3 separate regions of the Homo sapiens genome follow, and all the other regions are linked to region 1. The links are chromatin contacts, found by Hi-C or POLR2A ChIA-PET in ENCODE. All regions are on one chromosome and are shown on one strand. Each heading gives the region's core, a stretch centred on a gene start or an enhancer-like site at or near the end of the contact. The rest is flanking DNA. Distances are from core to core; before and after follow the strand shown. Region 1 holds the start of METAP1 (methionyl aminopeptidase 1). Region 2 overlaps DAPP1 (dual adaptor of phosphotyrosine and 3-phosphoinositides 1). Region 3 overlaps DAPP1 (dual adaptor of phosphotyrosine and 3-phosphoinositides 1).

Region 1 (4,650 bases), core at 1,340-3,839:
CTCAGGTGATCCACCCGCCTAGGCCTCCCAAAGTGCTGAGATTACAGGTGTGAGCCACCATGCCCAGCCAAGCCCATATTTCATCACAGATGTATAAAGCGCTTAGAATAAGTTACAGTGACTTGATCAAGGTCTCAAGCTGGGATTGGGGGAACAGCTGTGATTTCAGAAGACAGGTGACACTTCGGAAAGGAAAGAATGTAAACATAGCCTTTGGCTAGAGCAAGAGGCTCAGAAGAGGGGCCCTGAATGTGGGGCTGGAATCCTGAAAGCAATGAGGGATACGCATAATCAGACTGCGGGAAAAATAACTTCTGTACAAAAGGTTTTGTTTGATAGGGTTTTTTGTGGGCGTTTGTTTGCAAGGGGAGGAATTACAGTAGAGAAATAAATTAAGAGAGTATGACAACTGATTTGGTGGGAAATTTTAAAAGCTGACCATAGGAGGTGGTAACAGAAATGAAGAAAAAGAGACAGTTGGGACAGCCACTCTGGGAATATTTGAGTGCATGTCTAACAGTGATACCAGAAATATACCTGCAGAATCCAACATGTAAATACCTCCAATCCTAACACACGGAATAAACCCTAGATGTTTTGTTTTCACAAATTTGTCTAGCATTTTTCCACAAACCCCAGTGATTCACCTTCTTTCTACCTGTTTCATGAATGTGGTTTCACACTACCTTTTTAAAATCTTAACAGAAGATTGTAATACATATTAATTCAAAATGCCACCTACTTTTAAAGTTATTCTACTCAGATGGTACAACTGTCAAAAGCAAACACTGTTTCTTAATTTCAGGTCCCACACAGGCCACAACAAGATAGAATTTGGGAATTTTAAAGAATCTAAAGGACGTGTACTAGGTCTAACATGAGTAATGCTCAACATGTTAAACCTAGTACAGGTCCTTTAGATTGTTCGGTAATGCTATTTTTAGATCAAGCAACACTCCTCCACGTGCAAGTTTTTCCAAATTATACTAACAAGGTCAAGGATCATATCCTATCTAAAAACAAGACTGTATAACACAGCTAAGACCTTTTGCAATCGCTTATCTACAAATATTGTGACGTAAAGATTGTATTTATTTATATCTTTACGTTTTTATGTTTTATGTTGGAAAACACTTTTATTATTTGTATTGTGTTCATATATCTGCCTTCATTCTTATTCATATTTTTATTTATGGCAGAGTTAAATCGTACTAGAATCCTTTAAAAAATAAAGGACTTTACATTATAACAGCATTTCACGTTCCTTGGATAATCTGGGTCTCAGAAGAAGCTTGTGAAACTTACAAAGAAAGCTATAATCATCCCCTCTGTACAGTGTAACACTGGAACTCAGAAAGATTAAGTAACTTTACTAATTCAAGATCGCACAATAACTGGCAAGGGCAGGGCCCCAATCAGGCCTTCTCTTTATTCCGGCTCTCCTCCCCACAGGACGCTACCAATTTAATATTTGAATATTCATGTGCCTCTCTTCACTAAACCTGGACTGTAACTAAGAGCCATACTATTGCCGCCCAGCCCTCATCCTGGGTCTCGAAATGCAGCAGCAACACTAGTACTCTTCAGTAAACAGAAACACGAGCACACGCTTCAGTCTGGACCCCATTCAACGCTGGGTTTGCTCTACTGCACAAAACTTAAAATACACTACAGCATTCACGCCTAACCCTCAATGGAACTGTCCTTTTCACTCTGGGAAATTCAGTCACAGGTGACTCATCCCGTTAGCTTACAGTTTTGTAAATTAATAATTTTATATACCGAAAGAAAAGAATGAATTACACAGACCTCTCCCTTCCCCACCCCCAAAGTTGCTTAAGTGTCAAAGCACGGTAGTAAAGCACAAAGAAGTGGGGCTGGAGCTAGCTAGCGTTCCTCCTCTCTGCGACTCCGACGGTCCTCGGGCCACCCATCTCTCAGAGCCCGGCAGGTAGCTTCAGCCCCCCACCCCGCAGGGACCCGACGGACGGCCCGGCGCCTCCAGCGCCCAGACCCGAGCCCCGCCGGTGCTGCGGATGTGGAGGCTCGCGACGCTCGGGCTGCCCTCCTTCCCGGCGCCGCTACCTGCCTCCGGCAGCCCGCACACCTGGCGGCCCCCGCCCCAGCGCGGGGAACCGGCCCCAGAACGCGGAGGTCTAGCGCGGCCACGCGACCCCGCACAGCCCGCTTCCGCCCCAGCCCACATGGCCGCGGCGGGTGGCGCCCCCGCCCCCGCGTGAGCCCAGCGCGGTTCCCGAGGACCCAGGGACCCCAGGAGGCAGGAGGGGGCGGTGGCGACGCGGGTGGGGGGAGGAGGAAACGCGGCCGGGGGGAAGAGGAGGAGCGCGTCCCGACTCGCCGCAAGGGCGGGAGGAGCCAGCAGGGGAGAAGCGAGGAGGGGTCCCGCAGCGGCGGCATATCCGCGGGGCAGCGGGCGCCTACCTGCGAGCAGAAGTACGAGCCCTGGATGCCCAGCTTGATGCAAGTGGGACACTGGAGCTTGGCCTCACTGCTGCAGCCGTCTGTCTCGCACACCCGCGTCTCCACGGCCGCCATGCTGCCTGCCCGCTGGAAGAGCGCCTCACCGAGGAAGAGGCGGCGGCGGGAGGGAGGAACTGCCGGGCGGAGGGGAGGGGAGAGAGACCGAGTCGGGGGAGGAGCTGGGCCCGCCGCTGGCCTGGGCGCGGGAGGGGGAGGAGCCAGGGCCGGCCGGGACCACGCAGCGCGCCCCGCCCCGGCCCCGCCCCCGCCCCGCGCGCGCAGCTGGTGCCCCGCCCCGCCGGCTTCGCCCCGCCCCCCGCCGGCGGTGCCTGCGTGCCCAAGCCTCCCGGCGGCGCGCACATTGGGGCTGTAAGGGAGCTCGGCAGGGCCCCCCCATTCGGCGCCTTCGGGCGTCGGCCAGCAGAGAACGCGACCTGCCGGCGCCTGACGGTGAGGAGCCGCCCTCTCGCGGCGCACTCTCTGTGCCTACAGTCAGATAAGACAGTCGTCTTCACTGACGAACACCCAGGAGCCCTGATCATCCCCGACACCCGCAGGAGGCTAGAGAGGGCGCTGCGCTCCTCTGCGTTGGATTCCCCCGCCGCTCCTTGGAGAACAGTCCCTTGGGTTAAGTTCTGTTTCTCACTGACATTGTCGGGTCTGAGGCCTAAGGACCACCGCTCATTCACAGAAAGGAGAGCCATAGAGCTGTCAACGGGACGGTGGGCTGGGATTCACATCTGCCCTCCCTCCTGCCAGACTTTTTTTTTCCACACACCACCACCTCCCCTTCAAAACCGATAGTGCTAGTAATAGTAACACAACTGTCAGGTATTCAATACAAATAATTTTTTTGTATAATCCCAGTTGATTGCTTCAGCAGTAAATAGGGGAGAATTGTGCTGATCCTGAAATGTCAGAGTCGAAAGAAGCTGTAAAGGCCTTCCCCTGCGAACCTGTTGCTTCAATCTTTTCAGCTGTATTCCAGGTCGGTTGTGTTGTAACTCATGCTTGAGTGCCTCCTTGTCACTAGGGAAGAGCGAAAAACTAACATTTACTGATCACAAAAGGCTGTGAACTTTGTTATTGTATTTTTTTAACTTCTCCGTACTTAATACACCAGAAAAGCTCATACTACTTTTATTTTTAAGAACTTTGTTTTGGCTAGGAGCGGTGGCTGACGCCTGTAATCAATCCCAGCACTTTGAGAGGCCAGGGCATCCAGGGCACCAAGGCCAGCGGATTCTTTGAGGCCAGGAGTTCGAGACCAGGGTGGAAATATGGCAAAACCCCGTCTCTACAAAAACTAAAACTAAAAACTAAAAAATTAGCCGGGCATGGTGGCAGGCGCCTGTAGTCCCAGCTACTGAGGAGGCTGAGCTGGGAGGATCTGTTGAACCTGAGAAGTCAAGGATATGGTAAGCTATGATCCTGCCACTGCACTCCAGCCCAAACGGCAGAGCAAGACCATGTCTCAAAAAAAAAAAAACTTAGTTTTGCAATATAAGCAGTAAAAATGATGTAATAAAATCAAGTAATAGAAATGTTTACATGCATACATACATATACTTTTGTATACAAGAAAAAAATCAATAAGTATGTATGTATGTATAAAATATTTTTTAAATAAAAACTGCACCATACCATATAAAGTAATTTACTTACCTGATTTCTTCAGTTACTATGATGTCAACTTTTTGTTTGTCGTTTGGTTTTTCTTTGAGACAGCATCTCATCCTGTCAACCAGGCTGGAGTGCAGTGGTGCTCACAGTGAGAGGTGACAGCGAGGTGACAGCATGCTGGCAGCCCTCGCAGCCCTTGCTTGCTCTCGGTGCCTCCTGGCCTCAGCTCCCATTCTGGCCGTGCTTGAGGAGCCCTTCAGCCGCCGCTGCACCGTGGGAGCCCTTCTCTGGGCTGGCCGAGGCCAGAGACGGTTCCCTCAGCTTGTGGTAGGTGTGGTGGCAGAGGCACGGGTGGCAACTGCGGCTGCGTGCGTCGCTTGCGGGCCAGCTAGAGTTCCAGGTGGGCGTGGGCTTGGCGGCCCGCACTCAGAGCGGCCGGCCGGCCCCGCCGGCCTCGGGCAGTGAGGGGCTTAGCACCTGGGCCAGCAGCTGCGGAGGGTGCGCCGGGTCCCCCAGCAGTGCCGGCCCACCAGTGCTGTGCTGGAT
Region 2 (4,650 bases), core at 1,161-3,660, 850 kb before region 1:
TCAGAGGTGCCCTCATGTCTTGACTTGTGGCCATTTTCCTCTGTCTTCAAAGCCAGTAACAGCCAGTCAGATCCTTCTCCTGCTGCCATCTTTCTGGTTCTCTCCCTTCTGGCTCCCTACTACTTATGAGGACCCTGTCAATTACAGTGGTCTTACTTAGACCATCTAGGATAATCTCCCCACCCCAAAGTTATTTGATCAGCTGCCTTAATTCCATCTGCAAACTTAATTCCCTCTTGCCATGTAACAATATATTCACAGGTCCAGGGAGACATGTGGACGTCCTGTGGGGGCATTATCCTCCTACCACAGTATCAGTCCCTGGAGGAGAAATAGCCACCGGGGCCAGTTGCGCTGCAGGGTAAGGATCTCTGGGCTGGGCTGCTGCCTGAGCCTGCAGTGCTGTCACCTCTTGGTATTAGACAGCCACTGCCTTTCCAACGTGTGCATTTCCAACCTCTGTGAGCCTCTTCAGCGCACCTATCAGTCAAATTTATCTTTGTATCCCTACCACTTGATAGAGTTTCTGACATAATGAAGGCAGATGAGTGAATGAATTAATGAATGAATGCTACAGTAATGCAGGCTTGAACCAAGAAAGAACCTGGGATGAACCAGCCTCCCAGGTCCACAATTCTCCAGGCCTGAGGCAAGAAAGGACAATAACCGCAGGCATAACTTTTCAAATCTCTGTTGGAGGAACCCAAATTCTATTTTGAAAACCTCCTCTAAAGTTTAATTCAACAAAAGTAAAACAAAGGAAAATGGCATTGAGTCAACCAAGAGAGTAAAACTGACTGTAGATTGATTTTAACTAGTAACCCCACAAATGAGGCTAAACTAAATTGTGAGATGAAGATGACAAAGTACTTATAAAACGGCAACTTATACTGATAAAAATCTGGTGTCCTAAAAGACAGTTCTCCTTAGATGACTATTCTTGCCCAAGGAAGAGCCAATATACAGACTTCTTGGCATGGCTGTGAGGCTTAATGATTTCCCCTTCTGCAGAGATTGTACCTCCCAGTATACAGAGATAGGTTCCCTATAACCATGTTATACCTCCAGACCTGGCCCGGCCCTCGAATACCTGACCTGGTCACACTAATTGGATTCACTTCTTGGGGATCCACTTAATTGCTTCTCTAGAGAGAAGGTCCACCAACTCAATTTCTGAACTACATGAAGTAGACTATTGTTTCCTGCCTTTGACATGAAACCTGGTTTCAGAAAGGCTGAGCGGAGGTACACTTCTGAGACGATCAGAGATGAATCAAGACAGACACATCAATTGACTGAAAGCCTCAGACTTGCCATGATTACTAAGCAGATTCCTTGTTGTCTCTTGGTTGTTCAACTTGCCCTTAAATTCTGGGAGGGTATATTGTTAATATCCTTTTAAAAAATTCTGCTCCTGGGCAGGGCGCGGTGGCCCATGCCTGTAATCCCAGCACTTTGGGAGGCCGAGGCATACGGATCACAAGGTCAGGAGATGGAGACCATCCTGGCTAACACGGTGAAACCCCGTCTTTACTAAAAAAAATACAAAAATTAGCCAGGCGTGGTGGCATGCGTCTGTAGTCCCAGCTACTTGGGAGGCTGAAGCAGGAGAATCCCTTTAACCCGGGAGGCGGAGGTTGCAGTGAGCCGAGATCGTGCCACTGCACTCCAGCCTGGGCAACAGAGTGAGACCCCATCACAAAAAAAAAAAAAAATTCTGCTCCTGTTCCCTGTTCTTGTACCCTACTCACTTAAAAACAAAATCAAAAACAAGACCAAAAAAACCCAGCTAGCCAGAGCTGGTTTCTGTCATTTCCAATCAAAAGAAACTTATCAGCCGGGCGCGGTGGCTCATGCCTGTAATCCCAGCACTTTTGGAGGCCGAGGGGGCGGATCATGAGGTCAGGAGATCAAGACCATCCTGGCCAACATGATGAAACCCCGTCTCTACTACAAATACAAAAATTAGCCGGGCATGGTGGCGCATGCCTGTAATCCCAGCTACTCGGGAGGCTGAGACAGGAGAATCGCTTGAACCAGGGAGTCAGAGGTTGCAGTGAGCCGAGATGGCGCCACTGTACTCCAGCCTGGCAACAGAGTGAGACTCTGTCTCAAAACAAACAAACAAACAAACAAACAAACAAACTTATCTACTGTCGCTACCACAGACTCTTAATACTTTGCCTCCAAGGTCCAAGTTAGTGCCTCAGCTCGGGAAGAAAGGGACCCTGGGTTACTGAGATTCAGACCAAATGAACTCCAGGACTCAGCTGGGAGATTTAGAAAAAGGCAACAGGAGGCAGGGGTAGCAGAGCAAGAAGAATGAGGAAGACCAGTAACCACAGGCCTTGGAAACTTGGCTATAAGTTTCACTTCAGTTTCTGAACTACGTAAAGGTGACTATTGTTTCCTGCCTTTGACATGAAACCTGGTTTCAGCCATGCTTAGCGGAGGTATGTTTTTGAGATGATCAGAGCTGGACCAAGGCAGGCATTTCCATTTACTTTGACTGAATGGTAACTTACAGTTATGTGTAAGAGTTACATATATAACTGTATGCAATAATATGAAATTGCATTGAAGGACCCTTTATCTTGTATTCCAGCAGGAACTCAGAAAGAGAGTAAGAACAGTCTCAATTCTTAGGCATTGGTTTGGTATCTGAAATAGAGTGTAGCACAGGGTACACAAAACTCCTAAAGAAAAACTTTTGTTTAGAGTATTTATTTTATGCAGTGAGGTCAGTGCTTATTCATCAGGTACCCCAGCTAGCCTGTAAGGTGTTTGAAGGCAAGAATAATATCTGATTTATCTTTCTATGTTATCAGTGGCTCACAGGGCCATTTCACTCAAAACATTTTGTTGAATTAAATTAAAATCAGATCATGTCCATCCGTGTTTCATTACTGCCCTCAGGTTCAGAAAATAAGCTCTGCAACTGGCATAATGAGTTCCTCTCTCCCCTCCTTCCAATGAGAAGTAGATTTCTTGGGGTTGGTGGGAGAGAATAGGGTTATTCAAGATCTTTTTCCTTCCTTCTTTGCCACCTGCTCTGCAAATGGACTTTAAGCCTTGTTCATTTACATGTGAAGGGGTTTTAATATTTAATTTCCAGTCTCATAGGGTGAAGTGCACTGAACTAGGAGAGACATACCAGTTAGTCAGTGTAGGAGAAAATTCTGTTCAAATATCCAAGTCAAGTCACTATTTTTGGAGTGCTCACTTGATTCTACCACTTATATGAGTCCACTATGGAACTAGATTAAAGTTTGAAGAGGACATCACAAACATTTGATAAATGCAAATTCAATTGTCCCTAAACTAATTCTTTATTATTTATCAAAGAACGTACAGCTTTTGCATAGAATCTGATGGAATTAATAACCATAAAAGCATTTTATTAAATATGAATAATAATTATTGAATACTTATACTATGCTAAGAATCATTCCAAATGTCCTATGTGCCTAATTTCATTCAATCTTCACAATAAGTCATTAAAGTATGAGCTACTACCATCTAATCAGTTTCATAAGATGATGAAACTGAAGCTCAGAGAGATTATTTAACTTACCTGAGGAGACACACAGAGCCGGCAAATGGCAGAGGCTGGAGTTGAAACTTAGAATTTGTGTGTTTACTCATTATACCATAATTATTCTCAGCCTCAATCTAGTCACCATGGAAACTTCTAGGGCATGTGAAATACTGTGCTGTATTGTGGGCAAGAGTTGACATGTATAAATCAAAGTTTGAAGAAATTGATTCTTTAGGAGGCAGCTTGAGAAAGGAGATGTGAGTTTTTGCTTCCCCATTTCTAACCAGGCCTCAGTTTCTTCATTTATAAAGGAAAAATGCAATAGTCCCTGAGCTCCCTTTCAATTCTAACATCCTGTAAATCTAACTAAGCATACAGGCCCAAATAAGGGGAAAAAAACATCGAGAAGCTTCATTACCAAATGCTTGTACTGCTTCCTGTAAATGTACAATATTCATTTGAAATACTTTGTTCCTGCTGTCATTTGATCTTACCTCTCATTTTCCCTTTCTTTCAGTTTCTCTCTCAAGCTGTAAATTTTATTTTACTTTGTTATACTTAGACAGGCTGTTTGATATCCTTGCTGAAGACACATGACTAAGATGAGCCTGTATATTTAGGGGGATGTTTTCTTTTCAGCCTTTTTATGTTTTAAAGTTTCCTCTGGTATAATTTCTGAAATAGCAATTCATGTAAATAAAATGGGAATAACAATAAATACAAAGGCAGAAGTTAAAGTTGATTCACACTCTTTAGAACAATAGGTTTACTTCATGTACCAAACATGTTATTGTAGACTTTAAAGAAGAGATAAAGAAGAGACTGAGGGATAGGACTAAGACATGTGTTACAGCCCTGCCATATCCTACAATCATTCTACTACATTATTGTAGCAGAAATTCTTCCAAATTTATTAAAGGCCATGCTGTGCCATGGCAGCAATGTATTGCAGTGTCGCTGTAGGACCAATTTCAAGAGATAGCAAGGTGCCTGGAAAGCATCTATGCTTCAGGACCAGGTTAGCCCAGATTCCAATCTCAGCTCTGAGTTCTTCCAAATCCATTTAAGGCCACACTGTACCATGGCAACAATGTACTGTTATTGTGGGACCA
Region 3 (4,650 bases), core at 1,141-3,640, 830 kb before region 1:
TAAGGGGACTGAGTGAGTCTGAAAGTGATGAATGCAAGTACATCATCAGCGTTGGTTCAGTGGAAAGCTCACTGGCTTAAGTCAGGAGGCTTGAGTTCTGGTCTTGGCCTTGACTCAACTTGGGGCAATTCAACATTTAAACATCTGCTCTTTATCAAGTGGTATGCTCAGATGGAGAAGGCAAAGATGAATAAACCACTGTCCTGCTCCTAAGGAGTTCACCATTAAAAGGAGTTTACTGTGCTCTAGCCTAAAGCAAGTGGCTAAACCTCTTAGTACCTCAGGACTGACATCTGCAAAATGGTTTCAAGAGTATCTGGTGAATCAACCCAAACATGCAATCAACTTGTATAAGTCAGAACTCTAGGAGCAGTAACATGAAACCCAGGAAAATTTAGAAATTTATACTGATAAAGCAAACAATGAGTTATAATATATTTGTGAGACATTAAGGTTTTCAAAATTTCTTTGATACCATTTTGAAAACATACACAAAAGCAGAACTAGTTTTGTTTGGACATGAGTCGCTTATTTTGCTTAGCTCAATGGAATTGCTGGATTCTACCCTTGTTCCTTCCTGACTATTCCCGGGTTAGCACTCTAGTTTCCTACTCACCAATCTGAAAACTCCCTCACTAACCCACTATCTTGGCTCTAGCCCCATTGCCACCCATCATGCTGAACTATCAGATTAATCTACCTAAAAACAAAACATGATGACTATGTAATTCCACATTCCTATGAACCTTCAGTGAGTCCACATTGTTCATTGACCAAATCTATTTTAGGCCCTCCAGAATCTAGATCAACCTAAATATCCATGCTTTCAGAGGGAAGCAAGAGCCTACTTTGAGACAGATCAAGAAGGAGATGATGGAAAAATATCCTACCAAAAAGCAAAAGCAAAATTATACATATAATATGATTACAATTCAATCTCTATATATGTTTGTGTGTGTGTACAGAAAAACATTTCTTAAAAACTAGAATCAAGATGAACAATGTTATTTTAGGTAGTAGTACATGGCTGACATTTTAGTGCTTTTCTTTATATTTTGATGCTTCTCTTCATCTCTCTAATTTTTGATAATTAATATATATTACTATTATTTTCAACTATTTATTATAAATAAATTCAGATATACTGGAAAGTAGAAAAATAGCATCAATGTTACTGCATTGAAATAATACCCATATTTCAGGTAGAATAATTTTTAACCTTTTGCCACATTTTTAATACAACGTTTAATTTTGACTCTTTCGATGAACAGTTTTAAAGTAAATTACAGATATCCTGACACTTTAACCCTAAATAATTCAACATGCATCTCTCAAAAGTGACATTCTTTTACATAATCATCATACTGTTATTAAAACAAGTGATTACTCTTACACTTTTTAAAGTTATAAACATTTTTAAACAAAGAAGGTCTAACAACAGATAATGGGGGCAGGTGCTAGTGGGCAGGGTCAGGGGAAGCATGACCATAAAGAAGCAAGTGGTGAGCAGCGAACACTGATAAGGCCCAGCAGTGTTCACTGTGCTCTTGGTAGAGGCAGGCCTCTATCAGGCAGTAGGACACAGAGGTCGATGGGCTCAGAATAGGAATTTATCCTCTACGGGAGTTGGTAGGAGCCAGAAATTAATGCAGGTTTTAACAAAATATCTAAGAGTATGGTCATGAAAACAGAAGTACAAGAGAAAAGCCAAGTTGAAGCTTCTCATAGGATGAGATGGATAGAGGTAGAGACCAGAACCAGACCACCAGAATGCTGACAAACCAGATGGGTCTTGGGGACTGGGTGGGTCTGAGTTCATGTGAGCTTTTTCAATTCTGAATCCTTGCATATTTTGCTACCATCACTCCTTTATTCAGGCCATTTTCTCTGTAGAAAATTTCACCTTTTCTAACTTCAACTGACAAAAATCATATCAGCTCCAAGGCCATCTTCTCCACTTCTACTGTGGAGAAGATAGCCTTCCATAGGAGATTGTTTTATCTAGACACTGTCACAGCCCTCAGCCCACACAACACTGCATTCTAACTCTACATGCATATGAATCCTCCATCTCTGCACAGCCATGCCTTCTTTATTGTAGTCTCCTCTATGCTGCCTTGCCTGGCGTCATCATACAACAGATAGATCTATGACCCAGTAGAAGAGTGAATGAATGAAACAAAGTGACTCCCCACAACATGGACAGTCTGTGGGACAGATTTCCACTTGTAAGTAGAAGGAAGTCACCCTTTGGAGGAACAGAAAAACACCACAACTGAAGAGGAAATTCACTTGAGTTATGAAGAGATGGAACTGTACACTAGTTACATACTAATTATACAACCACAGAAGAACCACCTTCCGTTTTTAGAATCCAAGATTACAGAGCTGTGCACAGAAGAGGAACAAGCTGTATTGCTGTAGTTAGTGTCACACCGCTGTAAACAGGTTCCACTGAAATTTTGACTTTACGTTTCTTAGCTGAATAAATTTTTCTAGTCCTGAAAATGAATTCTACACAAAATTCAATAATGTTCTGATTAACTAGAATGCTGGCCTGGCTTTGTGTACATGTGCATGTATATTATGTGAGGAATAGAAAGAATAATGTCTTTTATAGTAAACTTTGTTATAATCACAGAACTTTCTTTGCTTCTCTCAGTTCATATTAAGAACTATGAACATGTACTAGTATAGTAAGATGAGAGAAATTTGATGAAAACCAGGAGGTTACATCAGCAGTCAAGCATGAAGGCTCTGGAGCAAAACTCTTGGATTTGAAGGTATGTTAGAATGGAAACTTAAGCATGTGATTAAAACTCTGTTCTTTACTTTTCTCATCTATAAATGGGGACAACATTAGTAATAATACCCACCTCACAGCAATGTGTAAATTAAACAAGTTCACATGGGCAAAGGGCTTAAACTAGTGCTTAGCACATGATAAGCATCCAATAATTACTAATTGCCATTACTAGAATACATACCTTTGACCAGTGGGCTCTACAAAGCAGCACCATGCAGTGGAAAGCTCTGGGGTAAGTTCCTAGGTGTGTCTCTCAGCTCCACTACTTACAAAGTCTGTGACCTGGATCGTATACTTAGCTTATTGAAGTCACCTTTTGCGTCTATGAAATGAGTATGGTGATATCGTATTGAAAGTGTTATTGTGAAGCCTAAATGGCATTATGCGTGTGAATGGTATGGTGCTGATGCATAGTAGGTGGTCAGTAAATTAGGACTATCACAGCAGGGAAACAACCTGGTTTGTGAAGTCAGCATGGGTTTTGAACACAGACACTCAGAGACTGTAGGCAACCTGATTTTTCTGCTCTTGAGTCTCTTCCTGTGTAAAGCTGGAATACCAGTGCCTTTCAAAGACCAGAGCTGGTGTCTACAAAATGCCTGCCTTATAATACGGACTCATTTTGTTTATTATCATTTATTCCGTGGGTCAGCAAACCACCAGCTGAGGGTTAATTCCTGTCAGACACCTGTTTTAGTATGGACTGGGAGCCAAGAATGGCTGTACATTTTGAAATGCTTGAGGGAAATAGAAAAATATTCATAAAAATTATATGAAATTCACATTTCAGTGTATAAATAACGTTTTGTTTGAACACCATCACGGTCATTTGTTTCTGTGTTCTCTGGTAGTTTTTGCACAACAGCAGATGTGAGTAGTTGAGGTAGAGACTGTAAGGCCTGCAAAGCCTAAAACATTCGTTACCCGGCCCTTTATAAAAAAAAGGTTTGCTGCTCCATGGTCTACTCTAAACTTCTCTTATATGTGACTAATTAGTTATCAATTTATTTAAATATTCAGAGCTTGGAATCTAGTTCTTTGGCACTGGCCAATCCAGCCAAACACTGGCACTTTCTTATACAACTTTCGATTTGAGAAAGTATTTAAAAAAGAGAACGTTTATTATGTTTCTCACTTGGAGTTACAACTGACTAGATCATTTGAATATTTAATTTTAAAGTATGCTAAAACACTTTCATTTTGTTATTTCTTTTGTGTTTATACATATATATAGCTATATGTAGAAATAGTATAGTAACCTTTGTTAAAGCCAAAGAATTGCTGGAATTTTCAGTAATTTAACTAGCTATTCTTTACCAGTTTGTTACTTAGGTGATATCTCCAGTATTTGTTACTTGTTTTATTTTGCCATATTTTCATTTTGCAAGCAGCAAACAGCCTGACCCATCTCCTCGTTCATGGTCCACCTCCTTCCTCTCCCCTGATTCTCCACACCCTCACTTCTTGCCCTCCCCACACCTCTCTTCCCCCTAAGCCCATACCCTCCCCTGAGAAGTGTAAGCGAAGCTGAGCAACAATTTAAGATGGTTTTATTTCTCCTTTGCTTCTGGACACATTAATGTATTTTAGATGAAAGAAAATTAATGATTTTAGGCTGACACTCTATAAATGAGACATGGAAAAGCACTGTGTTGCTTGATTTAGGTATTTTAGAAAATAATAAACCTGTACTCTGAGCAAGTTGTATATGTCCTGGAAAGGCAAGTGATGGATTTGCTGCAGTTCAGGGCTCAATTTACAGGATTTACATATTCCAGAGCCTGAAAAAAACAGAGGCCCAAGAACAAAGACTTCTGCTATTTCTGTAATTTAACCACTAACTT

Evidence for each region. Hi-C counts contacts between places; a loop is a spot of excess contacts on that map. ChIA-PET counts read pairs that join two places held with the same protein, here RNA polymerase II (POLR2A). Pooled maps may share reads with other maps.
Region 2: a map with no recorded cell type shows a loop between it and region 1 (6-fold over the local background). The contact joins the enhancer-like site here to the promoter of METAP1 in region 1. A Hi-C loop is called at or near these places in 2 of 37 single-sample maps with no recorded cell type and 8 of 50 pooled maps.
Region 3: a map of B cell shows a loop between it and region 1 (7-fold over the local background). The contact joins the enhancer-like site here to the promoter of METAP1 in region 1. A Hi-C loop is called at or near these places in 6 of 168 maps with a recorded cell type or tissue (B cell, CD4-positive, alpha-beta memory T cell, CD8-positive, alpha-beta T cell and 3 more), 17 of 37 single-sample maps with no recorded cell type and 15 of 50 pooled maps. POLR2A ChIA-PET finds 5 or more read pairs at or near these places in 3 of 52 experiments (CD4-positive, alpha-beta T cell, T-cell and activated naive CD4-positive, alpha-beta T cell).

What each region holds. Positions count from the first base shown.
Region 1 is chr4:98,993,660-98,998,309 of GRCh38, reverse strand. METAP1 (methionyl aminopeptidase 1) reads right to left here and starts at 2,589. Exons shown (of 11, transcript NM_015143.3): 1 at 2,443-2,589. The coding sequence starts at 2,556. MIR3684 (microRNA 3684) reads right to left here and starts at 923; the gene lies at 850-923. RefSeq lists enhancers at 1,394-2,176, 3,098-3,147 and silencers at 1,918-2,377, 2,538-2,857.
Region 2 is chr4:99,845,296-99,849,945 of GRCh38, reverse strand. All of the region lies in intron 3 of DAPP1 (dual adaptor of phosphotyrosine and 3-phosphoinositides 1), which reads right to left. Among named protein-coding and RNA genes, the nearest start is that of DAPP1, 31 kb to the right of the region's middle. Within about 2 kb of position 2,410, at least 6 of the 41 ENCODE cell types and tissues checked have a DNase peak (open chromatin) inside an H3K27ac peak, as active enhancers do.
Region 3 is chr4:99,819,776-99,824,425 of GRCh38, reverse strand. The region is part of intron 1 of DAPP1 (dual adaptor of phosphotyrosine and 3-phosphoinositides 1); the gene reads right to left. Among named protein-coding and RNA genes, the nearest start is that of DAPP1, 5.3 kb to the right of the region's middle. RefSeq lists an enhancer at 2,010-2,379. Within about 2 kb of position 2,390, at least 4 of the 41 ENCODE cell types and tissues checked have a DNase peak (open chromatin) inside an H3K27ac peak, as active enhancers do; they include B cell, GM12878 and OCI-LY7, where a contact is called at or near this core.